Linked DNA regions of Mus musculus: all the other regions are linked to region 7. Evidence: chromatin loops called from intact Hi-C (ENCODE). Cell type or tissue: heart. All regions are shown on one strand.

Region 1 (4,000 bases), 600 kb after region 7:
GGTCACCCGCAGCTCAGGAGGTCACCCGCAGCTCAGGAGGTCACCCGCAGGTGCTTTGGTCCTTCTTTTCCCATCAGCTGCAAACAGAATCTGACCTTAACCTTTTAGAGGTAAAGCAAAGGAGTGAAGCTACACAGGAGAACATGTGTCCCTCCCTGTAGTAATTTCTTAAGATATTTTTAATTGCATGTATGTGCATATGTGTACAGGGGTTTGGGGGAGTGGCTAGAAGAAAGTGTGGGATCTCCTGAAACAAGTTACAAACAGCTGTAATCGTCCAAACGTGGGCAGCAGAAACCAAACTCAGGACCTGTCTCTGTAAAGGTAAGTGTTCCTTACCAAGGAGCTGTCTCTTCAGCCTCTCCTGTGGTAATGCCTGTGCAGTTAGCATCTCCTGATCAGGAGGTGTCTGAATTAAGATTGAGGAGTTCCCTGGTAGAAGATACTTTCAGAAGGGCTAGGCAGGTGAGTAACTGTGTAGAGGTGCTGTTACATCTCCACTGAAGTCAGTTCTTGTGGACTGATTTCCATGCTCAGCTTCTGGCAACTTCCAGGCACAATAATTCAGAGGGAGCTTTAGCACCTAATGAAGAGGAAGATGGCATGCTAGAAGAAACTCACTTTTGTGAGTTATTTGGAAGATTCAAGGTTTAAAGTCCCTTTTTAAAATTCGCTGGTTCTTTTGTTTGCTATTTTATTTTTACATTAAGACAGGGTCTCCTGTATGCTTTAGACTGGTCTAGATTTCTCCAACCTCCTCAATAGCGAGATTTCCGAGATCTCCAGTGCACATCCGCACAGGGATACCGGATGCCCAGCCTCTTCACAGTGGCAGTGGTGCCTAACCAATTGGATTAACAACATCTTTAGGAACTGGCAGACCTGCCAAGTCATTTTTCCGCTATCATCAGAACTGTATACATCATTGTTTCCAGGATGGGTGGCACTCCCAGCACACTGTTGGCTGGTCTCTACTGGCACTTTGATATTCTCAGTTCTGAGTGGCTGGCCAAGCAGCAGAGAACTCCGGTTCTAGGAAACTTGGGCGATTATAACTTTATTAGTCATATCAGTTACTGAAAATGCCCTTTCCTTTCCCTTTGAATTGGCGCATCCTCTCCTCTGAGAGCTAAGGAAGAAAGGTGCTTTTTTTAACTATCCATGATTTAACAATCTTCCCTCTTTACTTCCTCCCCCTTCTCCCTCTGTTCCTTTCTCCTTTTCTAGAGTTCTGACTTCCAAATGTCTATCTTCAACCCGAGGGAGATGATGGATAACTTGAACTATCTGCTTGGAGCCACTTCCCTGCTTGCATCCTCTCTAATTCTGAGAGCAAGCGGAAGTGACTGGAAATCCCTGGAGGTTCGAGTGCCTTCCCCGGGACCTATGGCCTCACAGTCCTTCCCTACTCCCTTCCCCTCAAATGTCGGGCAGAGTTGGGGGCTTCCAAGTCCCCACCCTCTCTAACCGCACAGTAAGCGTCTTAACCTTTTTTTGGGGGGGGGGGGGCTACAGAAACCTGTAGAGCTCTCGCCACAGGGACAGAGGTCCCGGGAAGACCCGGGTTTAAACAGTTGCGAAACTTTCAGAGAACTGCGGATCAGAAACACAACTAGAACTACTGGACTGAAATAGATCCCTGCCTTTAAAACTCTTGACTTGGGGCAATTAAGTAGAGTGGAGCTCAGGTGACAAATCTGGTTCATAGTGATCAAGTGTAGGACTAGGACGGCGCAAGGCTACTTTTTTTTTTTTTTTTCCTCTTGTAAGGAATGCCAAGTTGGGTGATGGAAAGAGACGGGGGCAGAATGAAGAGGACAGGCAGATACGGAGAAGTGGAGATGGCTCAGTAGAAAGCGGAGAAGGAAGAGACCATCAGAGAAAAGGGACATGGGCCCAAAGAGACCTACACCAAGACCTGGCGAGAGAGAGATTCCAAACCGGAGACCAAAGTAGGAAAGGGGAATCGGAGTGGGTGGCTGAGCGCCACCTCAGAGAGAGAGAACTTTCTCTGCTCTCCCTCCTTCTCAGGGAATCTCTGCTAACCCCACCTCGGGGAGGTGACGCGGACGGCCACCGATTGCTCCGGCACTGCCGGCGCCTCTGGCCTCCGCCTCCGGCAGCTGGAGGGGCCTAAAGCGGTGAGTCCTGGCACCCGCGGCCGAGGAGGGGACAGGATCTACAAGGAGGCGGGCCGCCTGCCCCGTTTTCTCCTCCCCTCTCCTCCTCCTGGAGGCGTGCACCTAGGGTATTTGAGCGCCCGCGGGGGCCCCCGCCCCCTGGCCCCCCATTCAAGAAGCGGCTCGGCTAACTCAGCCAGCAAAGGGCGCCCGGCGCGCCTCGGAGCGCACGTTCCGCGCCTTCTCCTGCCCGCAGGCTGGACATTATGCGGCCGAGCCGCCGAGCCCTAGTCCTCCGCCTCCTTCTCCTCCTCCTGCGGCCCGAGCGCCTCAGCTCACGGCAGGCGGCAGCGTTGCTCAGCGGAGCGCAGACGGGACCCTCTCTGCAGGACCTCAGCGACTCCTAAAGTCAAAAAGTTGGCGGCAGGGCGCCGGGGTTCCGCGCGCTCTCCAAGGCTGCTGCCTCGCGTCGCCGCCAGCCACCAAAGCCGGCAGGAGGGAGGGGGTGGGAGAAGCGGGGGGAGGGGTGAGGAGCACCATGCAGTTAGTATCCTGGGCCACACTGCTAACGCTCCTGGTGCCGGACCTGGTTGAGATGAGGAGCCCTGACTCCGCGGCGGCCGTGCGCAAGGACAGGCTGCACCCGAGGCAAGGTAACATGGCTCTGAACCCTGAAGCCCCCCCCCCACGCCCCCACACACTCCATCGCCACCTTCTTGAACACGCTCTGGGGCGGGCACCCCGCAGTAGAGGCCTCTCTCCTTTTCCTAGAAAGAATTACCTCTCCTTTCGGAACCTCTCCCTTCTCTGGGTCATCCTTAGTCAACTATTAGGGAAGGAAGCACTGCAAGAATTTTAGGGCCACCCCCACCCCCAGTCCTTTTTACCTGACTTTTTTTACCCTCCTTATCCCTTGACCCAAACCAGTCCTAATTAATAGCTTGGATCACCAGATAGCACACATTTTATTTTATTTAGGATATTTATCAGAATCTGTAATTATTTTATGTTTTTATATTTGTTCATTGTCTGACTTCAAATGCTGTAGTCTCGGCCCCTCACCTAGTTCTCGGCTGTTACTATTACAGTAGGCGCTCAACAAATATTTATCCAGTGGTGGAGCGTGAAGGAATTGACTCGAAGTGGCTGCGAAATAAATTAGGACAAAGCCCCCCATCTTCTTTTTAAATTAAAGCTTTCGGGGGAAATGACTGATTAGCTCACTTGCCTCTGTTTCTCCCTGCAGTGAAATTATTAGAGAGTCTGAGCGAATATGAGATCGCGTCTCCCATCCGAGTGAACCCCCTCGGGGAACCCTTTCCCACGAACGTGCACTTCAAAAGAAGGCGGCGAAGCATTAACTCTGCCTCTGACCCCTGGCCTGCCTTCGCCTCCTCTTCGTCTTCCTCTACCTCTTCCCAGGAGCACTACCGCCTCTCAGCCTTCGGCCAGCAGTTTCTATTTAATCTCACCGCCCATACCGGATTTATCGCTCCACTGTTCACTGTCACCCTCCTTGGAGAGCCAGGGGTAAACCAGACCAAGCTGTATTCCGAGGAGGAAATGGAACTTAGGCACTGTTTCTACAAAGGCCATGTCAATACCAAGTCCGAGCACACTGCGGTCATCAGCCTGTGCTCCGGAATGGTAAGTGGGCGCGTGCCCCTTCCCTCCTCCCCGCCTCCTCGTCTGCTTTTTTAAGACTTAATTGCACCCTAGTCTGAACCTACCGAGTCTATGCTCTGGCGTTAAATATCAACCCTGGCTTAGTTCTCGGGAATTGGGGGTCCACCAGCATAGTGTGTGCTCTTACACTCGAGAAGAGAAGAGTGTACACATCTGTCCCCCAGAGGGTCGTGTATCATTTGGAGCTGTCTTAG
Region 2 (4,000 bases), 480 kb after region 7:
TTTAAAAAAAAATTATTGGGTCTGCTACTGAAATATGCTTTCTACCACCCCTGTGCTTCACCTTAGTCTTCATGACTTCAACAAGAAGGTGACTCTGACTCACTGTCAAAGCTTTGATCCTTGCTCTAATGGCCATTTTATATGACAAATTTACATGATGTCCCGGAGGCAGTGATGGGTCCTGAACAGTTGAGAAAGGAAATTTGGAAGTCATCAACACCTTTCAGTCTGTTTCACGAAGCACATTATGAAAAGTCAAATTTGCCTACAGTGAGTGCCTACTTCCTCAAATCTGCCTCCATTTCAGGAACTATAAGAGATAAGGCCACGACCTTGATCTTTCCAAAGATTTTTTTCACAGATGCTTTTGCCTGTGTTCTCTATTCCAGGCACAGTGAACACTGCTAACAACATTCTAGTGAGGATGAAGACGAAAAGAATAACATTACCAGTAGCAACCAACTTTCACAGGTCAGCTACCGTGCTAGCTGGACTACTCCTTCAGCCATCCAGTCACACTGGGGTAAACACAAGAAGCACCCATGTCCTCATTATACTTGACAATTAAAGTGGTCAAATCACTACCTAAGGCCAGCACATGTCAGAGGTGAGGTCTGAAGCCTGGGATATGATCTTAAATTTTGATTTCTTTAATCAATTTAAAAATCTTATTTTGGCATCACCAGAAACAAAACGACAGTCCCACAATAGTCTACACAAAGCATTTGCTGATGTAAGCATGTTCTTATTTCTGAACCTGGAACAGAACCGAGGAACTTGATATAGTTTTAACAAAATATATTAGTAAGATGCTCCAAATGTCATAACACACATAAGAGGACATTCTATTCCTTAGGTTGGGAGGGTGATGGAGACTTACTTATAGAGGGTATTTTCAGAAGGACTTAAAGACTAAGAGCCTGCCAGACAGAAACTAAAGGAAGTACGCCAAAGACCACACAGACAACAATAAAAGTCTGCAGTATTCTGACAAAATAAATGCCTAGCCTCGATCGCTAATCCTAATGATTTAAGTGAACTGAAATCACTTACAGGTTTTTTTTTTTCCTTCAACAAACTAAGGAGGCAGCCAAGTCCTGGGGCTTCTGTTGAGCTGAAAATTTGCATTTCTAGTGAATTCTCATGTGCAGCTTTGGACTACTCTTTGCTGAGAGCCTGTGCCCCAAACCAAAGACCTGTCTGGAACCCCCCACTGCTAGTGTGTATACAGGAGGGAGATGCCAGGGTCACCAAGCCCTGCTCCGAATTTCCCAGAAGACCTGAGGGTTTTTTTGCCTGCTAGGAGCGGTAGTGAAATTTTACTGTTGGTTTTGGGAGCAATTAATACTGAAGCTGTCCAGTGGGAGGAAATAGGAAACCACAGCTTGAGGCTGAGTGGAGAGAACCTAGGATTTTATGGTGTTTCTGTCCCCTCCGTGCCCCTATTCACAGGCGGGTGAGGGCCTGCGGCAAGAGCATTTAGAAACACTAGTTCTTTTGTTGTGGGAGTGAGGAGGGTGTCCGATTTGCAGGGAAACGATGTTTTCACAATTCCTCCTCCAATTTTGAGGCTGGGTCTGCTGACGACAGCTTAGTTTGTGTGTTTGTCTCAAAGGTGCTTCTGCTGACCTCAGCACCCAGCCCGGAGTAAGGAGGGACAGGCAGGAATCCTAGCTGGGAATGAGAGGAGCAAGGCAAAAGTGGGCTCTGTGGATGCAGCTGGGACAAATGAGAGCCTTGGGAAATCCTTCCACTTCTAATTCAATTTCTATGCTTAGTTCTTATTTTCCAGGACGGAAAAAAATCTAGACTCCGAAAGGTCAGCTTCCAATTGTAGACTCTCCCTCTCAGACCACACCCACCGGCTCCCACAAACCCCGGCAGCTCTGAAGGTCACTGCCCAAGAACCGAGGAACAGGAAGAAGCAAGCGCACGGAGTCCTTGTTGTCTTCTTTCCACCAGATTGCTTTGCTAGCTGACAGTAATCAGCTGTGCTAACATTCCGGGCATGTCCCCTCTGCACCCGCCATACTTGGCATGGAGGAAAGGGAAAGAAAGACAGGCATTGGCTTCTAGAGACCAGGAAAAGAGATGAAAGCAAGGCGTTCAGGTTCTGTGTTTCATCTCTGTGTTCATTTGCTGTTATAGTGCCTTGTGGCTCTGCAGGAGTCTTGTGGGAATTTCTAGAAATCTAGTTGGCAGTGCTCCTAGTTACTACACCATTATGTCCCAGAGACACTTAATTCAGGATATTCGTTGTCATACTGTTGACCAAGAAAGAAGAGCCTGACAATTATCTAGAAAAGAAATACTACCAGAGACAGCACGATCTTGGCTCCTCTTCACTGGACACTGAGACTGTTATTCCCCAGATTACAGTGATCCACACTTTCTTTGAGAGTTGGAGTATTTTTTGTCATCGTGTCTATTTCACACAAGAACACAATTAGAGGAGGTTTCCTCAACAGAAGAAGCTGATTAAGTTCACAGATTTATTGTGAAACCATTTGGGAGTCATGGAAAATGAGTTTCACTGCTAAGCTTTTCTTGCTTTAAGTAAAGAGAAAAAAAAAAGGCAAACTGCACCTTGAATTCTCCATCTATAACAGATCATAAAATACCCATAGCCTTCCATGTAATTTACTCATCTCAAGAGAGATGCTGAATGCTTCTTCCAGTCTCTTAGTACTTTCCCAAGAGTTCAGCGATTTTACAGGATACAGCGGGGGATTCTGACCCTGCAGTAGGGTAGGCCAGACAGTGGCAAACTGCCAGGATACATGTCACAATAGAAGGCTGTACTTTGCACAACTTGCAAACTAGTGGGTGGGAGAGCCTTGTTTTATTTGAGTCCCGGGAACGATGCTGTAAATAGGACTGATGTAAACAGAATCCATTTTCAATAGCAACGAAGACCGCATTAATGATGATGCACTTTTGACCCAAATGCCCAAAGTCCTGGAGAAAGAGTCAGAAGCCATACTTCAAAATCCTTGCTTTAATGAAGGTTTCAACACACACAGTTTCAATGTTCATTTATCAAACACATATCTCATGCATGTTTCTTCAGATCTTGGGATTTTAGGGTGGTAAATTTCAATGGTGTTCCATGCCCTGTGCCCCTTCATCCAGAACACTTAACAACCGAATAGAAGAGAACAGGTCATAAAACTGTTCCTGATTTAGGCAGGTTTTGTTTATTTTAAATAAACAAAATTTCAAGAATGCCGAGATAAGCATTATCTCATTTGCTACACAAGCAGTTGAGAGTTGGACTGGTTTGTTGGAATGGACAGTTAAAAGTGCAAGTTGATTTCAAATCTGCTCTCATCATCAAGTCTACGATCAGGTGGTTTATGCCTGCCTGGTGTCACTCTAGATAACATCTCCCCAACACCAGACTGTTGTTTTCCCATCTTCCTGGGCCTCTCCTTCCATAATCATTTCAAGCATACTTTCTAGGATACCCATCCATATTTTTGATGGATACACAAAAATGTAAGGGAACAGGCTGTTGCAGGGTTTGTAGTCTACCTTTGGCAAAGGAAGCTTATTCTGCAAAATTAAAGCACATCAAATTCATGATAAAATGATATTCAGAGCACCCTGGGTTTGACGAGATCTAGATATCCTCCTCCTCCTCCATCTTTTTAAAGTATAAAACTATAATCCAGAAATACAAGTAGAGCTCTAACATGAGAGCATAGACGAACGAGTCTGGCTGCCTCCTGGTCAGCACTCTGTACGGGCTGCCAAGGTCAGGACAGCACTGATGCAGAGGCAGAGAGCAGAGAGCAATAACACAAGGAACATGATCCAGAGCTGAAACCCAGAGGGTCAGAAGCTTGCTGACAGATACACAGACGCAGTAACTCCTCACTCACTTTCCATAATACAGAATCCGAGACGTAGATTTCTCATATCACTGGGATCTTACAAAGTTGTATAATAGGAGAAAGAGGCATGGGAGGAGGCAAGGAGCAATCCTGAATCTGTCTGC
Region 3 (4,000 bases), 390 kb after region 7:
CTCAGCACATCAGAGAATTGTTTCACATAGTATTGATACTTGACTTTTAATTTTTTCCAACTTCAGGAGAAAAGGCCGTCTTAGTTTAAATAATGCTTCTTTAAGGAAAACTACAGAGAAATTACTGAGTCCCTGGAAACCAACTGGGTGCCACTGCTGTAGATTCAGGAGCTTTAAGTCTTAAGTCATTCTCAAGTCAAATTTTGTGGAAATGTCAGATTCCAGCAACCAAGAGACAAATCAGTCAACCATATCCACAGATATTATCACTGAATATACTCTGTGCTTCATGTCTTTCCTAGTGAGCCACTTCTGAAGATGAAGAAGACGAAGAAGACGAAGAAGACGAAGAAGACGAAGAAGACGAAGAAGACGAAGAAGACGAAGAAGACGAAGAAGAAGAAGAAGAAGAAGAAGAAGAAGAAGAAGAAGAAGAGGGGGAGGGGGAGGGGGAGGGGGAGGGGGAGGGGGAGGGGGGAGGGGGAAGGGGGAAGGGGAAGGGGAAGGGGGAAGGGGAAGGGGAAGGGGAAGGGGAAGGGGGAAAAAGAAGAAAAGGTGCTTAGCACTGGTTGTATTGCGTGACCAATGTTACATTCTTTTCGTTCTCAATAGATCTGACTCTTCTTTTCTTTGAGTATTGGTAATGCTCAGAAGACATTTTCAAACTCCTGACTTCCATCTCTAAGGACAGCTAAGAGAAAATGATCTGGAATAGGGATTTAGTAGAAAGATAAACAAACAAACAAACAAACAAAAAAAAAACCAACCAAACAACATCAGAATATTTAGCTTGGACTTCATATCAGAGAGAGGTTAAATAATATATATGGTCAAAGAAATATTCATCCAATAAATTCTACCTGTCAACATTATAAACATGGGGTTACAAGGAGCTAAAGGGATCTGCAACCCTATCGGTGGAACAACATTATGAACTAACCAGTACCCCGGAGCTCTTGACTCTAGCTGCATATGTATCAAAAGATGGCCTAGTCGGCCATCACTGGAAAGAGAGGCTCATTGGACACGCAAACTTTGCCCCAGTACAGGGGAATGCCAGGGCCAAAAAATGGGAGTGGGTGGGTAGGGGGTTGGGGGTGAGGGTACGGGGGACTTTTGGGATAGCATTGGAAATATAAATGAGGAAAATACCTAATTAAAAAAAATAAACATGGGGTTAAAAGCCCCAGTCCTGTATCTAGGAAGCAATGATAAAGCCAAGGGAATATAAACAAACCATCTGTTCCAACCTTCCTAGGAAATCCTCTAGGTCTACTTAGAATGGGATTGACAAGGCCTCATTGGGAGAGAAAAGACAAGAGAGAAAGCTCAAACTCTTCAAGTTGGCGCACACCATGTGGAGAAGATAAAGCATTAGAAATGTGATTAAGTTGACCCCTGGTTTTCTCTTCTGAATGAAGAAGACTATGGTGATTGTTCTTGCTGAGTAACAGCAAGGCCCGCCTCTAATCATGTTTCTTATGAAGCTTCAGAGGGTATGGAAAGAGATCAATCCTATCATGATATGGCATCCTTTTTTAAATTTGATTGATGCGGAAGAACATGGTTTGGGTCGAAGGCTTCAAAAAGCCTTCAAAATGCAGCCAAGCCATCCCCTTGGCCTCTGCAGGGCCCCTGAGTCATGGGCCTTAGGGTTTCTTTTTCTTTTTTCTTTTTCTTTCTAATCCTCCCTCTCTGGGTCCTGCATATGAATCAGAACACTTTGTACCATGGAGAAACAATATAAATAAATCATGTGATCAAATGACCTTTTTGAAATCACGTTTTGGCTGGACGATGCTTTTCACAGCTGTCTCTCTGCTCTGACTGCAGATGCCAGGGAGAATGTGTCTGACATCCAGTTGAAGCCAATTCATAGGAAGCTGAATTCAACACACTTCCTTTTCACATTTTTTTTTGGCAGTTTGAAAACACACACTGCCAGTGATCTGGCATGTGTGCAAATAATATCCTTATCTTTGGCCCTCAAAGTTGCTTCTGGAGAGAGGAAAGTGGTTCTAGGAGAAGGGGCCTGAGAACAGGATTCAGAGGAGATGGATTGTTTACTATTTATTGTATTTGTTTACTGGAGTCATTACAATAGCTGATAGCTGGTTGTCTGGGAATTGCTTACTGCAGTGGCATGTAAAGAAGAAAGTGACCTGAGAAGTGACATGGGAGTCCTCTTTTTTTGTTGTCCTTTCAAAAAAGTGTGACAGGTCTACATATGCCAGGAGATGAGACACCGATCCTGGGGGTGGGGGCAGGGCATGACATGAGTGTGGGGCCCATTTCTCCAGGTGTTAGGGGTTTGAGGAGGTATCTGACAGACTGTTCTGTTTGTCAACATTGCCTAATCCACATGTCAAACAACGTTTCCAGGACACGTCCTGTTTGTGTTCCTTTCCAGAAGGATTAGAATTAACAGATGCATTAGTCCCCAAAATGACTGGCGAGGCTGTTAGGGAGAAAAGCATGGCTAGCTGGCCTGCCTGCCTGCCTGCCTGCCTGCCTGTCTGCCTTCCCTCCTTCCATTCTTCTGCCCTTCCTTCCTTCCCTCCTTCTCTCCTCCCCTTCTGCCTTCTTTCCTTCCATTTTGTTATTAATCTGTTGCCTAATTTAGTTTTATCTGAGTTGTTATATGTCACTGGGAACAGAATAAGAAGTAGAAATTAAACATTTTCTCTCTGAAAGCATTTCTGAGAGAATGTTCCTGCCCCTTTCTTTCCTAGACACTCTAAGTTCTTCTGGAAGGATAGAAGGAATAAGTTATAACTTAAAAGCAAGAAGCATCTACTCTCCTCCTCCTCTCTAGGTGACCTGTGTGTGAATCCTGCCTGGAAGCTAAGCCCTCTCCTTTCCCCTAACTTTCCTTGTGACTTCTCTCTGGTCCCCTCCCTTGGCTCGCTCAGCTCTTCCCCTTCTCAGTCCTTCTGGTACTCTTTATCTTCTCTTTTCTCTTCCACCCACTTCTAATCTTCCTCCTCCTCCTTCTTCCTCTCTCTCTCTTTCTCTCTCTCCCTCTCTCTCTTTCTCATCATGACAGCTTCCATATCTAGTTTACTCACTTACTCACTTTCTAACACAGGAATTGGGTTTGGAGTTTTCCTTGGAATCCTAGCCCAGATTCAGTGCACTGAGTTAGCTGTGGAAAGGGGATGGAGCCCACTCCTCCCACTCCTGCCCCTGCATGTCTTTTTGACCACTAAGATGAATACCTGGGGATCCATCCCATAAACAACCACCAAACCCAGACACTAATGCAAAAAGATTTTGCTGATAGGAGCCTGATATAGCTGTCTCCTGAGAGGCTCTGCCAGTGCCTGACAAATACAGAAGTGGATGCTCACAGCCATCCATTGGACGGAGCACAGGGTCCCCAATGAAGGAGCTAGAGAAAGTACCTAAGGAGCTGAAGGGGTTTGCAGTCCTCTAGGAGGAACAACAATATGAACTAACCAGTACCCCCAGAGCTCCCTGGGGCTAAACCACCAATCAAAGAAAACACACAGAGGGACTTGTGGCTCTAGCTAGCTGGTGCTCTAGTAGCAGAGCATGGCTGAGTCGGCCGAATCAATGGGAGGAGAGGCCCTTGGTCCTGTGAAGGTTCTATGCCCCAGTATAAAGGAATGCCAGGGCCAGGATGAGGGAATGGGTGGGTTGGGGAGCAGGGGGAGGGGGCAGGGGATAGGAGATTTTCAGAGGGGAAACTAGGAAAGGGGATAGCATTTGAAATATAAATGAAGAAAATATCTAATTTTAAAAAAAGATGGACATTCAGCTCATTGTGGGCCAGTTCTACCAGAGATTGTTGTAAAATCTACAAGGAACTAAAAAAAGGTAAAATTAAGCAAAGTCTTGAAAATTGTGTTAGCCACATCTCAGTGCTCCAACTTTCCTTTGAAAAACAACAAAATGCTTCTGTTGTTTTGAGGTCGTCAAACAAAATAGGTGTACATCGTTTTGTTTACAGTTTAAAATTTGTTTATTCTTCAAATGG
Region 4 (4,000 bases), 230 kb after region 7:
GCCTAGTCTCAAAGATCCCTTCATTATTACGGGAGATGGGTTTCTTTCTATCATCAAGGATCATTCAATGACCAGGTTGCAGAAAATATGATGTTTATTTTAAGTTGGGATTGCACCAGCCACCTGCCATGTTTTCTGTTCTGGGGTCTGCAATAACCATTAAGAAAGGTTGTTTATTCCACAAAAAGGTGTGCAGAGTTGACAAATCAATAAAATTTATTCCCGGTGCTGATGTATTTTGGATGGGTCTGAAACAACATTCAGCAATTTTCACCTAGAAAATACTCTCCATACTATATTACCCTCAGGAATGTAGAGCCAAAAGCAATCTGAGATGGTGGCTATGGCTGAGCACATCAAATGTACTAACCCATTTTGTCTTGGGTTTGGCATGGGTAAGATGTTGGCTGTAGCTGTCACCAGAGCAATATTTTGACTTTATGGTTGTTTGGGAACTTGAGCCTTGCAGTTTAACATGTTTGGATTGGAAAACACAGGCTTTGCTTACTCCTAACTCCAGGGAAGCTGCTGCAGATGAGCAATAGTGACTTGGCATTTTCAGACATTTTACCGATAACTAACATTCTGATCTCCATCACCTTTCCTTTAAAAATCGACCCACTAAGCCTGGTGCATGTGGCGCATGCCCGTAACCCCAGTGCCCAGGAGAGAGAAACAGAAGAAGCATTGTTAGGAGCCATCCTTGGCTACAAGATGAGTTTGAGACTAGTCTGGGCTGTACAGGAGCTAGTCTGAAAATAAAATGTGCAACTATTTTCAGAAAGTTATATAACCATGTTCTAAATCAGTAAACTGATAATAATAGCTTCATATGAATAAACCTGTGGGAATAATAATGGTAATAAGACATATGACCTTTAGAGTAGAGGCTGCCATTTAATAAATGCTCCAATACATGTATAGAATTTTATAAAAAATATTGCCATACATGAGCACATGAGTGGGCAAATGTAATCGAGGCAGGGGAGGGTAGCATCCACCTTCCATGTGCATATGTGGAGGTCAGAGTACAGCTCAGGTCCTCTCTTTCCACTCAGCCAGTCAGACTCAGTAAATAGCACTCTTACCTGCTAAGTCATTTCGCCAGCCTTAACTATATCTAAATTTATTTTAGATTTTGTTGCATGTACATAATTTTAAACTAAGCATTGTTATGGTTTAAAGATCCAGCTGCGAAGACGGCTCAACTGGTCAAGTACTTGTCTTTCTAGTACAACCTAAACTCAGCCTTCAGAACCATCTATAAAGTCAGGTTAAATCTTAATCCCAGAAAGGAGGTGACAAAGAAGAGGATGCCTGGAGCACACTGGCCTGCTGGTCAAGCCTACTTGGTGAGTTCCAGCCAATGAGAGACTGTCTCAAAAAGAAAAGCTACATGAAGAATGACTTCAGAAGATGACCTTTAACCTCTACATGTATGTATACACATGTACACATGCAGCTGCGGAAAAACACACACACTTAATTAATTAAGATGCAACAAATCACAACGAATGGCTAGAACCTTTGTAGCCTACTGCCTTTAGAACCACAAAGTGTATATATACCCTTAGCATAAAATGGTCTGATCAAACATATTTAGAAGGAAACCCCTGTTAAGGATATAGCTCAGTAATGTGGTGTTTGCTTAGCCTGCACAAAGCTGTGAGTTCAATCCCCATGGCTGCAAAAAGAAGGCCCCCATCCAGTAAATGATGCCGGAATCCAGTGCTTGGCTAATCAAGGTTATGTGTGTGTCACAATGAACATTCCTTAGGAGCTACGAAAGAGCCAGAGTTCCTTAGGTACATAAAAGTGTCCTTGCAAACACAATGGGCTCAGTAAAACAATAAGCAGGAGGCTAGGAAACATCTTCTAAGGAAGGCATGTCCTTTTTCCTCAGGTCTCCATGCCACCAGTGTTAGCTGACCTCAGAGTTAATAACAGCCCTGCTGTTTCCGTGTCGCTCTTCTTAGAGGCGTGTCTGTCAGGGAGGGAAAGCATTCTCTTGCTGCCAAAGATAGCTGTTTTTCTTGGGTCAGACCAAGTGCCTTTTTGCTGAGCTTCAGAATTCAGAGTGATTAATTTACTGAAAGTTCTAGAGGGTCAATTATGTGGGATCCCCTATACTTGGAGAGGTGGAGGTGAAGATTGCTTTTGGAGAAAGACAATTGCCTCGCTATCTATACTGCTTTGCAGAACAGCCGGAATCAAGACAAACAAAAGATGCTGGTGAGAGAAAGGTAGTTTCACTCTTGATTTATTGAGATTATCATGACCTTCAAAGAGTCAGTAGGCTTGGATAAATAAGGATGTAGTATTTTTAAACTTCAGAATATGGGTTTTTTTTTTTTTCCTTTCCACTTGAAAGCCAAAAGTTGAAGGCTGAGTGTTTGCTAGAGCTCTGGTTCTCCCACTTATGAAACATGATTGGGACGTATTTCTCTGTCTACTCTAGCTTCAGCAGGATATGATAAGATTCCTTCCTACGAGGTTTGTGGCAGGATTTAGAAACAAACAGGTGCACATTGAGCATCCATACCTTTCTCAGGGATGCTTCTGTTGCTGTTAACCTACTGACAGGAGCCGGACGAATACTGTGCAGAAAGCGTGTGAGGTTATCATCTAGTTTACAATGCACACCAAGCTGCAGAGAGTCTATGGATGGATAGTACGCTCTCCTCTAGATTGTCAACGTGCCTGCTCTTTCCTATTTTAAGCTACGAGTCAAGGCTAAACTCAGCAGGATGGCAGTTTGAAATCAATTGGTTTTGATCTTAGCTCTTAGTCTTTTGCTAAGTACTTGGATATTATCTGTTGGCACAATACATGTTCATTGTTCTGTGATTTCCATGAGGGAACCAGTAAACCAGGCTTTTCTCCCATTTAGCATGGTTTGTCTACAAATGTGATCCTAAACAAAGCTATCTACATCTCTCTTTGCATCGCACTCTTATTTTCTAACTTGTATTGTTACCTGCTTTTCTTTCAACTGCAGTAAAAGTGTGATAGAATGAAGTTACAAGAAGCAAATTCAGTGAACTTTGTGTGTGTGTGTGTGGTAAGAATATGATGTTGACCAAACAAACAAGGCACAATGCATGCTTGTCTTAGTTGGGGTTTCCATTGCTGTAAATAGACACCATGAGCAAGGTCACTCTCATAAAGGCAAATATTAGGGGTTATGGGACTGTTCGGATGGCTTATCTGATCCTGATTTAACTTTGGTATTTGGTGTCTGTCTAGAAAACTGTCCATTTTATCCAGATTTTCCAGTTATGTTGAGTATAGGCTTTTGTAGTGGAATTTGGTGATTTTTTGAATTTCCTCAGTTTCTGTTGTTATATCTGTCTTTTCATTACTAATTTTGTTAATTTGGATACTGTCTCTGTGCCCTCTGGTTAGTCTGGCTAAGGGTTTATCTATTTTGTTGATTTTCTCAAAGAACCAGCTCCTGGTTTGGTTGATTCTTTGTACAGTTCTTTTTGTTTCTACTAGGTTGATTTCAGACCTGAGTTAGATTATTTCCTGCTGTTTACTCCTCTTGGGTATATTTGTTTCTTTTGCTCTAGAGCAGGTATGCTGTCAAGCTGCTAGTGTATGCTCTTTCCAGTTTCTTTTTGGAGGCACTCAGAGCTATGAGTTTTCCTCTTAGCACTGCTTTCATTGGGAAAAGATCTTTACCAATCCTACATCCAATAGATGTACAATATTCAATATGTACAAAGAACTGAAGAAGTTAGACTCCAGAGTCAAACCCTAATAAAAAATGGGGAACAGAGCTAAACAGAGAATTCACAACTGAAGAAACTTGAAGGGCTGAGAAGTACTTGAAGAAATGTTCAGCATCCTTAGTCATTAGAGAAATGCAAATCAAAACAACCCTGAGATTCCAGCTCACACCAGTCAGAATGGCTAAGACCAAAAACTCAGGTGACAACAAATGCTGGTGAGGATGTGAAAAAAGAGGAACACTCCTCCATTGTTGGTGGGATTGCAA
Region 5 (4,000 bases), 760 kb after region 7:
CCAGTCTACGCAAAACACCTTGGTATTGAGGCCACTCAGTGTAAGGACTACTAACATCTACACAGTATGGTCATTTAAAATATCTAATAATACTTCTTATTCTCTGCCAGGTAAAGGTCTAGATACAGAATAAGGAGGTCTTCCATCCCATAACCTCCTTTTCAAAAATTCATGCTTAGCCATTTTATGGGTGGGCTGGGCAAGGGAGCCACTTGTCTACTGTCCCTGAAGCAGATGCAGGAAAGGCTGTTGTGGAATGGATCCATCCTTTACACACATGCGCACACACACACACACACACACACACACACATACACACACACATGCACACACACATGCACACACATACACACACATGCACACACACACACACACATGCACACATACACACACATGCACACACATACACACACACATGCGCGCACACACACACACACACACACACACACACACATTCATGTCTCACTTGCAGCAGTTTGGACCTCAAGGACCAGGGCAGGATAGCTCTGAGGGGGAAGGGGAGCTGTCCTGTTACAGGCAGCCCCATGGAGTTCTTAGTGTCTCCCTGTTGCATATGCCCCTGCCACAGGATGGGGTCTGTAGACATTGCCACATTTCTTCCGAAGATGCATCACCCTCACCAGGACCACTGACTGGTCACTCTGTGGGCGGAAACCCTCTTTCCCATGTCATGTTTGTGGTGCCTTAGCTCCGGAGGGATCTGGGAATCTGATCCTTTCCTCTTTATGAAACTGGCAGGGAGAAAGAAACCCCAAGCCCCATCTCCTTCACAGTCAGCTATTGGATAGATCACAGGGCTCCCAATGGAGGAGCTAGAGAAAGCACCCAAGGAGCTAAGGGGATCTGCAACCCTATAGGTGGAACAACATTATGAACTAACCAGTACCTCGGAGCTCTTGTCTCTAGCTGCATATGTATCAGAAGATGGCCTAGTCGGCCATCATTAGAAAGAGAGGCCCATTGGACACGCTAACTTTATATGCCCCAGTACAGGGGAACACCAGGGCCAAAAAGTGGGAGTGGGTGGGAGGGTATGGGGGACTTTTGGGATAGCATTGGAAATGTAAATGAGGAAAATACCTAATAAAAAGTATATAAAAAAAAAGTTTCATCTGAAGACCTAAGATGTGCTATTTACTGGAAAAGCCTATCAACTGTCAGAGACATGTTACTACTAATAGCTGATATACATAGATAAAGTAATACTGAGCCCCTCCCCTAAATAATTATCATTAAACCTAGGCAAAGAAAACAAGAATTTATTGTGAAACAATTAGAAAATGCAGGACCAGAAAACACAGAAGCGATGCTTGTATTTTTGTTACAGATACCAGTATTTCTACTAAGTATCAACAACATGAGATTTTATTTACTTATTTATTTCTTCTAAGTGTTGTTTTAAGGCAGTGTTTCCCTAGGTAATGCAGGTGACTTGGATCTGACTGTCATCCTCCTGTCTCAGTCTCCTGAGCATTGATATCGTAGGCAGGGACCACCACACCCAATTTATTCATGTCTAATTTTATTTATTCCCATTACTACAGTAAGTGAAGGAAGTATATACTTTACCTTGCATTTTAAAAATGGACAAACTTGCGCCGGGCATGGTGGCGCATACCTTTAATCCCAGCACTTGGGAGGCAGAGGCAGGCAGATTTCTGAGTTCGAGGCCTGCCTGGTCTACAAAGTGAGTTCCAGGACAGCCAGGGCTATACAGAGAAACACTGTCTCGAAAAACAAACAAACAAACAAATAAATAAAAATGGACAAACTGAGGTTCTGAAAGGCTGAAATCTCTCTCTCTCTCTCTCTCTCTCTCTCTCTCTCTTTCCTAATCATTGTTGAAGGAGTTAACGCTTTCATACTAGGATTTGGCTCTGAGTGGCAGCTCTCCATTATCTCTTTGTTTTAACTTTTGTCAAAGTTGTGGGTTCTCAGTTCTGGAGAAAGTAATCCTGAGAGCACGCATGTTCAGGGTCACAGAACGTTCTCAGCTCAGAACCCGCCAGTGTTGGATCTGGTTTTGAAAGAGAGGAGAGACCGTTTCAGGATGTCTCTACTGCAGGGACTCCTTAGAGATAAATATCATTATCAAAGGCCCAGACCACACACCCTTGTGGCCTTTGGGAATTCTGTTCCTGAACTAAGACTGGCGGGGCGGAGGGGGGCGGGGAACAGCCTTAGATGTGCTGGGAGTGGGCTCTATCTTCAGCAGGCGATGCGCGCCCTCTTCTGGCTGCTTTTGGAAACGCGCCTCTGCTTTGAACTCACACCCAGCGGTGCTTGGTACAAAGTGTGCTTGCTCTTCGCCCCAGGGAACTGGAAGCGGGGGGGGGGGGGGGGGGGAGGGGGGAACTTTGGCAGCTAGATCTTGTTAGAAAAATTACACTGCGGCATTTTGGTCCTGAAGGAATCTGATAATTGTGAGCAACAATCAGGGTTACCGTGCTACGGAGGCCGGCTGGAGGAAGCTCTGAGAGAGGATTTAGAAGTCAGTAAAGATGACCTGAGGGCTTTCTGTGTTCAGGAGGGAGTCGATCGGCTGTGATCCTGGGTTTCACCGCCTGTAAACAAAATCCCTACCTAGAAATCATGAATGTAAGGCGCCTAGCTCTGACAACGGAACAACAAAATACCTTCAACGATTAGCGGCCATCAAAATTAATTAACACCTTTCTGCTTACCAAAGTGCCTTTGAATGTGTGTCAGCTCTGCCTTGGTTGGTATGTCACATGGGCTGAAAGTCTTTTGTGTTGGCTTTGTGTTCCAGGGGCGCTTTAGCATCAACCTTTATGGGACTGGGCTGTCTTTAACGGAGTCTGCCAGATGGACGTCACAAGGGAATTACGCTGTTTCGGACATCAAGAAGTCTCCGGTAAGGCTGCGTATTGCTTGGAGGATGGCTCTTGGGGGAGTGGCTGTGTACCGAAGGAGCAGAGCAGGTGTGCTTTCCCATTCACCAAACTTTTGTTTGTTTGTTTTTCCAAAGTGGCAGAGAGAAAATTTAGGACACAAATACGGGAAGGGATTTAGAAGTGGGTGAAGCAGGAGAGACTCACTTCACCTGGTTGAAGCTTGTCCCACCTAGTAAATGCAAAGCCATCCAAGCACCTGGAAAGCCTACTGAATTAAAAGAGGAAGGGGGGCAGGGCTCTAGGATACACACAGCTCAAATATCTTAACTAACCAAACGCAACTCACCTATGTGAACCTCGACAAATGATGGTTTGGTTTGGTTTGTTCTGCCCAGAAACAATTGCAATTCCAATAGGAAGAGGTTATGGGGTGATATTTTCTGGGAAGTTAGGAATACAATAATCCACTTTGTTCTGGCCACCCTGAACCCAGTGCATTTTAGCATGTCTGCAACCGCAGAGCGTGTTGGAAGACAGGTGCTTGGATCCTGGTCTTCTGGGTCCAATTCTGTAGTTGAGCAAGCCCCAAGTGGTTGATAAACACAGCCCAGCCCAAGAATCACGCACCCCGTGGAGCTACCAGGGAAGTTTACATGTACCCCTAGGCCCCCTGACTAGGTTCAGGGGATGCAAACCTCTGGGGCTGTGTCTCCATGGTGATTCTGAAGGGTGATGGGGCAGAAACTCCTCCTTAAAGCCCTTCCACTGAGTTCTCAGGCCACCGCAGCATCTGGTCTCCTGGAGATATGGGACTTTTCCCAGTTCCTGTTCAAGCCCTGTGCACGTGGGAAGAAAAGAGAGAGGGGGAAGAAAGGAGGTCTGAGTCCAGAATAATGGGGTGGGATGAGTGCGGCTACCTGGTTAGAACTGCAGGGTAGAATGTCAGGTCACCTGGGAGGTGGTTTTATACTATTCCTTTGAGCTTGTATGGGATATTTACATATTTTTAGACAGTCTGTTCCCACGTATGGGGTACACCGCTGTAACTTCAGCACTGGGGAAGCTGAGCAGGAGAGCCTTCCGTTCAAGGTAAACGTGGACTACACAGCTAGACCCTGTCTCCT
Region 6 (4,000 bases), 270 kb after region 7:
CATTAAATAAATGCATGGGATACATCTATATGAGAATATGCCTATGTAATTTTAAAAGGTTTAAGTCTTCCTGCAGTCATTCCAGTCACTGTTCCCTGTGCCCAGTACTGTGTTTTCTCCCTTCTTGAGGTTATTTTTGCCCCCCACTCTGGAGACCTGGGAGCCATGTGAGCCCATGTGTCTTTACATATACACGGTGAGCTTACCACTTTAAGTGTGTTACAGTTGCCCTCAGATTACAGAAAATGGGGGCAGGACAACTTAGAGCCAAACAACAGGCTCTAGAGCCTATGTCCTTGACTTGTGCTGATCTTAAGAGATGCCCTGGAAAGAATGAATCAGGTAAGTTTTGTTGTGAGAGCTCTCTAACAAACACATCTCTCTGAGTATTATGGGGAATAGGAGGGGGTTCCTACAGAAAAAAAATCCTTTTTATTAAAACCAAGAGGCTGGGTGTGTAGACTAGAAAGAATAAATTATCTGAATGGAATAAAAGAAATAAGAAAAGAGGTTGCCACCGGGCAGTGATGGTGCAGGCCTTTAATCCCAGCACTCGGGAGGCAGAGGCAGGCAGATTTCTGAATTTGAGGCCTGCCTGGTCTACAGAGTGAGTTCCAGGACAGCCAGGGCTACACAGAGAAACCCTGTCTCAAAAAACCCAAAAAAGAAAAAAAGAAAAGAGGTTGCCACCACTCCCTCCCCTCCCTTCTCTTCTTCCTTCCATCCTTCCTGCCTTTTGCCTTCCTTTATCCACCTCCTTTCCCCTCATTTTTCTTCTCCCATTCGCAAGCCCATAGAGAATACCCTTCATGAACCCGCAACTAGATCTTAATTTCTTACTTAAGAGAATAATTGGGTATTCCTTGATAACTATAATGTTTAAAAAGCACTGGTAGTAAAGGCAATTGCTTCCTAAGGACAGTTATTTTTGGTGGCACTAGGAATCAAATCCAGGACCTGGCCTATGCTAAACTAGTGTTCTACATGGAGCTACATCCCCAGTCCCTCCCCTGCAGCTATTTTTGTTGAGAAGCTCTATAACATTTCGCAAGACATAGCCAAAGTTTGGGTGGCTAGCTTAAAATACACCAAAATTTTCCAAATTGTTGCTGCTACTATAAATCCAAAGTGCAGCTGAGATTTCAAGGCTGACCTTACTGTTCTAAAAAATGCAGAAGGGGAGTAGGAGCCTGTTTCTGTGGAGGGTTTTGAATTATCCTCATCATCTAATATTCATGCTATAAAAACTCTACAAAAAATGCTATTTCCTAAATAAATGTCAAGAGTCTAGATGGCATTCAGTGAATGATTCTAAGAAGAGTGCAAACAGTGTTTCCTTAATTAAAAGCAAGCAAAAAAAGATGGCTAATTAAATGTCATCATGTGAAAGGGAATGAGTGGGAGAAAGAGAGAGCTCCAGGGGAGACCATGTCAGAGAATGCCTCCGACTCTCACGCGAGCCCGCACGGACGACTGGGAGATACCTGCCCCAACTGCTGTAAAGCCAGGTCCAGCAATGCTAGAATATTACCAAAAACTGAGCTCCCAGGGGGAAAGGCCTAAAGTACGCATCCATCCATCCATCCATTCATTTCGACCTCCCTCGGTATTTCCCTAGTGAGATAAGATCTCACTCCGTAGGCCAGGTTGGCCTGGAATTCATGATGTTCCTACGTCCAATTGCTGAATTATAGGTATGTGCCACCATGCTCAGTCTTAGCGTCTTCTGGAAACCAAAATAGTGAACGGGAATCTATGCTGTTATTATTCAAAAACCAGCAAACTGCTGGGCCACTGTGTCTTCCGTGCTGAGGAATTGCTAAGCACACTACTGGACACTATTTCACCAGGTAAAGTTGTGTAGAGCGCCAATACATCATTTTATTTATTTATTTATTTATTACCAGACATTGGTATGACTGCTCTCATCCCTATTTTGAATCAGAACAGTTATTTCACATGAAGTAATGGGTGGGCAGGCAGTACCCCACCAATTTAGCATTCCAAAGCTTCCAAGTGTTAGCCTGAGCCTAGCTTGTTAGGGCTGCCTTGGCCCAGACCCTAACAGCTCCAATAGTAGGATACAATTCGCCTTCCTGGCCTAAATTGGCTTTGAACCACAGGACTGGAACACTGCCTGCCCACCACAGGTACACTGCCTGCTGGCGATTCACTTTGTCATGACTCTGCACGCTCTGTGCCTCGTTCTGTACCATCACTCCTCAGGATATTTCTCCCCAGGTTGAAAACACACACCCTACTTCCAGCATCTGCTTCAAGTTTCCTGGATGGCCCGGTAATGTGTTTGTTTAACTCACTTAGCGTTGGACTATAGATTTTGCCAGTGGCCCTTGGCACACCGGCCTCAGGATGTTTGTTTTTCTAAGTTCTGCCTTATCTTACTTCCTCTGGAAAAGCCTCACTTTTCACAGCTTGGCTGAAGCTTGAGCCAGCAACTCTCCTGAGCCCTGCCTAGAGCGTTTGCCTGAGTGGGAGGCTAAATGATCTGCAGTTTGGAAATCATGAGCACTTTGCCATGTAGTGTTTCATCCGAAGGCGAGATGAACAGCCTGAGAGTGTGGCTGAGACGCTGAGACTGCATGAGCAGCAGGCTTCGTTTCTGTCCGCTCCATTTTTTCTCACCAGTGCCTGGAAGTTAGCTGAAGTTTAGAAAGTCTCATACATGGGATGCACTTGGATTGCTTGTTAAAATTCAAGTTCCCAGCTCAATATCCTCTGAGAGTCCAACTTAAAACAGCTGGAAGGGCCTGGGCCAATTATTAATTAATTCATAATTGTTTCACTACTTTTGGGCCGTGTTTTTAATTGAAATATCCCTCTACTGGTCATCGTGACGAAATATTTTCTAGATCGTGATGGGAGAAACCTTCGTGAAGCACTGGGAATCTGCCATTTGAGCATCTCCTATCTTGTTCTGAATCCAATGTTAGCTCACTGATCACCCGAGTAAGTGATCCGAACCCTTTGTCTTCAAGTACGGACAGAAGTTAAGGTTGCGTAAAGGTCTGGTGGATTTGGCACACCATGTCAACGAAGAGTAGTTCTAATTTTTATATTGTTTTCCCAAAAGCATCACAGGGGAAATGAAGACAGTTTTAAATGTGCAGAGAGCAGGCCTAGAAACCAAGGCCACATGCACAGAGGCTGAAGTCTGAACAACAGAGTGAAACTGCCTTTCTCTGTCTGCCATTTCTGGTGATCTATAGAGCGTGCCTCTTCTTGGCTTGGGAGTGTCTTGAGCTTCTTTTAGCAGTCTCTGCTTCTTCATGGACGGGAGCTTCTAAACGCCTAGGTTAGCATGGCCAATTCTCTCCATATGCTCCTCAAACCTCCTTGCTGATTTCTAACTTGATGTCTGTCTTCCTGCTAGAGGCTAAATTCCGATAAGGGGTGGGATCTAGTTGCCCGCTCCTGTCCTTATTCCCGGGCTTTGGAAGAGGAGCCTCGCATATAACCTTTGTGGATACAAGTTAGGACGTACTTTTTAGAAAGTCATTAGTGCTGTCCAGCTTGGGGAGAGAAAGCCTACACACCTCAGCCTGCCTGCCACAGGACGCTCATTCAAATGGACAGTGTGAATGTCCTTCCAGTGAACTTATTTATTTCTAATATTTTTTTCCAGCCAGCCAAAAAGTTTTCTGCAACATCTGAAGGCAATATCAGGCCATTTTATTAAAGAAGGGCAAAACCCATAATGAATGTAAAGAGTTAGACAAATCACACACGAAAACCCCAGATAACAACATCAATTTTTGTTAGTTTTCCATGAACCAGCTGAAGGGGCGATCTAAATGATGCATTGCTGCAGCCCATCGGGCCTCTCATGGATGGCAAGAAAAATTAGTGGGGTACAGACCACATTATTCTATTTACCAATCCTTGAAGCTTTTTTGTGTCTCAAGTCTTTCCCGTTCCTCACATGGAAACATCTTACATCAGTGTTAACATCTCACAGAGAAAAGGTGATTCACCGGGTGAT
Region 7 (4,000 bases):
GTCCTTGAAGAGTAGAAAATGCTTAATAACGTCCACCTGTCTTGGTTTTCCGTTATCATTGTCTCTGACAGCACCTGATGAGCTTTGGGAAGGGCAGAAAGGTGGTTGAAAGAGAAGAACACACACAGAACCGCAGAGCGCAGCCTCACACACCTCATGAGTGTGGCTAAAGTCAAAGCAGTGGCCTTAGGAGGAAGAGCCTTACTTTTGAAATGCTTGATGTCTGTTGCGTGTTTAACTAAAGTTATTTTAAACAACTCCAAGGATTTTATTTAAGTAATATTTCTGTGTGGTGTTTAGCTCAAAAGTCTTACTGTCCCTTAGTTTCATCCACCCACACATTCATTCTATCTATCTTATCTATCTTATCTATCTATCTATCTATCTATCTATCTATCTATCTATCTACCTACCTATCTATCTATCTATCTATCTATCTATCTATCTATCTATTTATCTAATCAGTCTATCTACCATTAACTCCCTCCCTCCCCCTCCCTTCTTTCTTAGAGTAGGGACAATAAGGAAATACAGAGAGAATGTGGGCAAAAGATGGGAGTGGAGAGATGGCTTCACAGAGTGCTCCCTGTGTTCCCCTGGAAACATTAAGGACTGAAGTTCAGAACCTCAGCACTCACTGGGTTGAATACTGAGACAGGGATACGCACAGCAACCTGAGGTTAGGCTAGCTAAGTGGATAAGCTCTGGGTTCACCTGGAGACCCTGTCTTACTAAGTAAAGAGTTATCAAAGAAGACACCTGCCATCAACCTTTAGTGCACACACACACACACACACACACACACATGAATCCCCCCAAATGGACACACACACAAAGGTATACACACACACACACACAAAATTAAAGATAAAAACTACCATAAAGCCTCTTTTTCACTCCGCTGGTTTTGTTTTCATTTTTAAAAGACCTGTACCTTTACAGGGCTGTGGATTTCCACAAAGTTTCCCCCACCCCCACTCTCCATGACTGATGAGCAGCCAGCAAGCTAGTGTGTCTGATGCACTCATCGGACCTGGTTTAGCACAAGGTCTGGTAGTTTAGGATAACTGGCATTTCCAAAGTCTTAGGTGAATCTGGGTTTCTAATCCTAGCAAAGAAAAGCAGAGATTCTGGTCCAGGTGGTCTGGACTGGTCTGGCAACAGGGCAACAGTGGAAACTCACCAGTAAACAAAGGGAGGCCTGAGAGATGAGAGCAAGAAGGGGGTGGGTAGAAACCAGGGACAGTTTGCTGTTGTTTGAGACAGGTTTTCACCTTGCAAACCATTCTTGCCTTGAACTTGTTATCTTCAGTCCCCACCTCCCAAGTGCTGGGCTTACTGGCCTGTGTCACTATGTCTGCCTCATGAACATTTTTATAGCCACCCTCCTTCCCCAGATGCCTATCTGCCTAATCTTCAGGCATCTGTTGCTGGCCAAAACAGTCATCTCTAAGATAACCCCAGAGGTGGATGCTGGGTCTAGAGGGTGAGAAGGCAGAGTCTCCCGCAGCTCTGTCTCTGGAAGACTGAGATAGTAGCCTGCAGACACCTGGGTTAGGTTTTTATTATGTTAACTTAGAGGTTGGCTTGCCTGCATCCTTTCTGCCTCAGTGACATCAAAGTTTGCTGAATCGGTTGTCTAGGCATTTCCCACTCCAGTGCTGTGTTGTGGCTAATCAAGAGAAAAATACTGGCTCCATTTCTGAGCCAGGAGTTAGGCTCAAAATACGGCGGTTTGTACCTGTTTTGAAGTTAAGTCCTGCCCTCTTCCTTATGAAAAAGATGTTTTTAAAAATAAAACCAAGGATTACTGACAATCAGTTTTAGGAGACACACTGTTCAGAGGTTTCTTGAGCATGCCGCTGTTCTAAAAAGTCTGGTCGCTCTTATTGGGTTTAGTTTTAGGTTGTGACCGGAGCTCCTAATTACACTCTGCAAACACGGAGCTATGGAACTGGAACTCAGCAGAAAAGTAATTACGGGGCTCGGGACTGATTGCTTTTCCCGTTAACCAGTCTATTGGAATCGCTAAGCCAGCTGTGGCAAGTCTATTTAATAACCTTCTTTTCATTTCCTGGTTTCTTACTCAGTTTCTCTTGCAGTCATCATTCCTGGGCAGCCTGGATTCATTGTTTGCTATTTCCGTCCATATGCTACTTTAAAATAATCACATGTGGGTTTATGTTTAAGTCGGCCCGTGTAGCTGGTTTCCATGGCCAGCAATTATCAGTTGTGAAAACCAATGGAATAAAGGAGTGAGCTATAGGACAGGAGGGGGAGTTAAGCTAGAAATATCCTCCAACAACACAGAGTTTACTGAGGTGCCAAAGGTATGTTTCACTTTTAATTAAAAGTAAACCTTTCCCCCACAGAGGCCCCTTGTGTGCTGAGGCACAAGAGGGCAGTGTTACGTTAAATTAAACTTTATGAAGATGTGATTAGTGGTAGAAGCCTGAAGGGACTGGATTCATCATAACCTTGGATATGAGACTTCTAGCGGTGATGAGAATGTGAACAGGCAGAGAAGGAGGGGATGGAGCCCATCTCCAGGGCTCAATAGTATTGATCATGACATTAACAAAGGAACTGTGATCTCTTCTGGGTAGGAAACCAGTTCTTTATACCCGAACCAGACCAGGGATTCTGCAGACCATGACTGCTCTAGAACACATTTAAATCACCTTTGGACTTTAGATGTCTTACTTAAAATTCACTATCCATCTAAACAAATGGCACAGGATGAAAAAAATGCTAAGAATGGGTGGTTGAGATGAGAAGCAGCAGCATCCAGCTTGGCATCTCAGGGCTTCAGGGCTGCCCTTGAGCATCTGGGAAGCTGAAGGTGTGTGTATTCAAGTGTTCATGCTAAGACACCATATTAGGCAGGGCTTTCTGCAGGAGCAGAACTGATAGAGTGGGTAGAGGTTAGAAAAGAGGATTTCCTGGAATGCTATGCATTAAAAGGGTTCAGTAGGCTGACAATGGCTGTGTACATGCTAGAGTGTCTGAGAACTCACTAACTTCTCAAAAATCTGGATGTCCTAATTGTTTCAATGCTTGAGGGTTGGAAAATTCCTGGGGAGCTCTCCAAGGGGCATGTCCCTTAATGGACTCGAGATTCTGTCAACCTGACAAGACCTACTATCGTATGTCCACCCGTTGTCAACTTGACACTCAATCACATCTCCTTAAGTTATGCTTATTTCCAAATGAAGAGAATAACAAAGGTATCATTCTACCTAAAATGATATACGTATCCAACATACAGCTGAACTATGCTAAATCATCGCCACCAGAACAGATGGCAAAGTTACCTGAAAAATGTTTAGTTTTTTTTTTAATGTCCCATACTTAGATATGATAATACAGTTAACAAAACAGAACTCCTGATATCATCTCAGTTGATGCTATAACATAGAAGGGGAATGGAAGAGGAAAGAAAACAAAAATATCTACTCAATATATGTGTATATATGAGTAAGCATATTCTTTTTTAAGAGATTTATTTATTTTATGTATATGAGTACACTGCTGCTCTCTTCAGACACACCAGAAGAAGGCATCAGATCCCATTACTGAGGGTTGCTGGGAATTGAATTCAGGACCTCTGGAGGAGCAGTCAGTGCTCTTGACCACTGAGCCACCTCTCCAGCCCTGAGTAAGCATTTTCTTAACAAAGTAGAACAGAAACATGTGATGACTGCAATCATGGTCTCTGTAACAGGTCGCATGGCCTAGAGCTGTGTTTATTGCTATCTTTATCTACTACTCATGTGTTTCCTCAACAAGCACCTTGGCTCTCTTTGTTCTTTACCTGGAGAGGTGACCAGCACCTTCATTCCAAATGGGTTTGAGCCATTCGTCATCCTGCCTGGATTGGTACATCCCATTGACTTGAATACCAGGCCATGCCAGCACCAAGAGATGCCCTAAAGCAGTGGTTTTCAACCTTCTTAATGCTACAACCCTTTATCCAGTTCCTCATGTTGTGGTGACCCAC

Evidence for each region. A loop is a pair of places that touch in the nucleus more often than their neighbours do. Peaks named below come from ENCODE experiments on the same cell type or tissue, not always from the same donor. Only the 100,000 strongest peaks of a DNase experiment are listed, where the experiment ranks them.
Region 1: it touches region 7 in a loop (7-fold over the local background); 7 of 42 quality-filtered maps call a loop at or near these places.
Region 2: it touches region 7 in a loop (2.8-fold over the local background); 3 of 42 quality-filtered maps call a loop at or near these places.
Region 3: a loop joins it to region 7, with 4 times the contacts of the local background. A loop is called at or near these places in 3 of 42 quality-filtered maps.
Region 4: it touches region 7 in a loop (4-fold over the local background); 4 of 42 quality-filtered maps call a loop at or near these places.
Region 5: a loop joins it to region 7, with 9 times the contacts of the local background. A loop is called at or near these places in 16 of 42 quality-filtered maps.
Region 6: a loop joins it to region 7, with 3 times the contacts of the local background. A loop is called at or near these places in 2 of 42 quality-filtered maps.

What each region holds. Positions count from the first base shown.
Region 1 is chr6:92,941,814-92,945,813 of GRCm38, reverse strand. It overlaps Adamts9 (a disintegrin-like and metallopeptidase (reprolysin type) with thrombospondin type 1 motif, 9), which reads left to right and starts at 2,280. Exons shown (of 40, transcript NM_175314.4): 1 at 2,280-2,773; 2 at 3,367-3,767. The coding sequence starts at 2,659. All of the region lies in intron 1 of 9530026P05Rik (RIKEN cDNA 9530026P05 gene), which reads right to left. In heart, CTCF peaks have their summits at 2,215 and 2,462; DNase peaks (open chromatin) are centred at 1,363, 2,193 and 3,583; H3K4me3 peaks cover 2,932 bases; H3K27ac peaks cover 2,723 bases.
Region 2 is chr6:93,064,329-93,068,328 of GRCm38, reverse strand. All of the region lies in intron 1 of 9530026P05Rik (RIKEN cDNA 9530026P05 gene), which reads right to left. Among named protein-coding and RNA genes, the nearest start is that of Adamts9, 120 kb to the right of the region's middle. In heart, no CTCF peak of the experiment used is centred here; DNase peaks (open chromatin) are centred at 1,918 and 2,768; H3K27ac peaks cover 1,256 bases.
Region 3 is chr6:93,148,538-93,152,537 of GRCm38, reverse strand. No RefSeq gene overlaps it. Among named protein-coding and RNA genes, the nearest start is that of Gm38863, 44 kb to the left of the region's middle. In heart, no CTCF peak of the experiment used is centred here; DNase peaks (open chromatin) are centred at 1,827 and 2,306; H3K27ac peaks cover 294 bases.
Region 4 is chr6:93,312,725-93,316,724 of GRCm38, reverse strand. It overlaps Gm46968 (a long non-coding RNA gene), which reads left to right and starts at 1,991. Exons shown (of 3, transcript XR_001785331.2): 1 at 1,991-2,243. In heart, no CTCF peak of the experiment used is centred here; a DNase peak (open chromatin) is centred at 1,854.
Region 5 is chr6:92,785,742-92,789,741 of GRCm38, reverse strand. Adamts9 (a disintegrin-like and metallopeptidase (reprolysin type) with thrombospondin type 1 motif, 9) reads left to right here. Exons shown (of 40, transcript NM_175314.4): 38 at 2,792-2,896. Gm52913 (a long non-coding RNA gene) reads right to left here and starts at 3,066. Exons shown (of 3, transcript XR_003956476.1): 1 at 2,706-3,066; 2 at 2,466-2,585; 3 at 1,812-2,038. In heart, a CTCF peak has its summit at 2,248 (motif pointing left); a DNase peak (open chromatin) is centred at 2,251; H3K4me3 peaks cover 1,032 bases; H3K27ac peaks cover 1,047 bases; H3K27me3 peaks cover 1,060 bases.
Region 6 is chr6:93,272,650-93,276,649 of GRCm38, reverse strand. No RefSeq gene overlaps it. Among named protein-coding and RNA genes, the nearest start is that of Gm46968, 40 kb to the left of the region's middle. In heart, no CTCF peak of the experiment used is centred here; a DNase peak (open chromatin) is centred at 2,319; H3K27ac peaks cover 1,665 bases.
Region 7 is chr6:93,541,858-93,545,857 of GRCm38, reverse strand. No RefSeq gene overlaps it. Among named protein-coding and RNA genes, the nearest start is that of Gm22312, 34 kb to the right of the region's middle. In heart, a CTCF peak has its summit at 2,384 (motif pointing right); no DNase peak of the experiment used is centred here.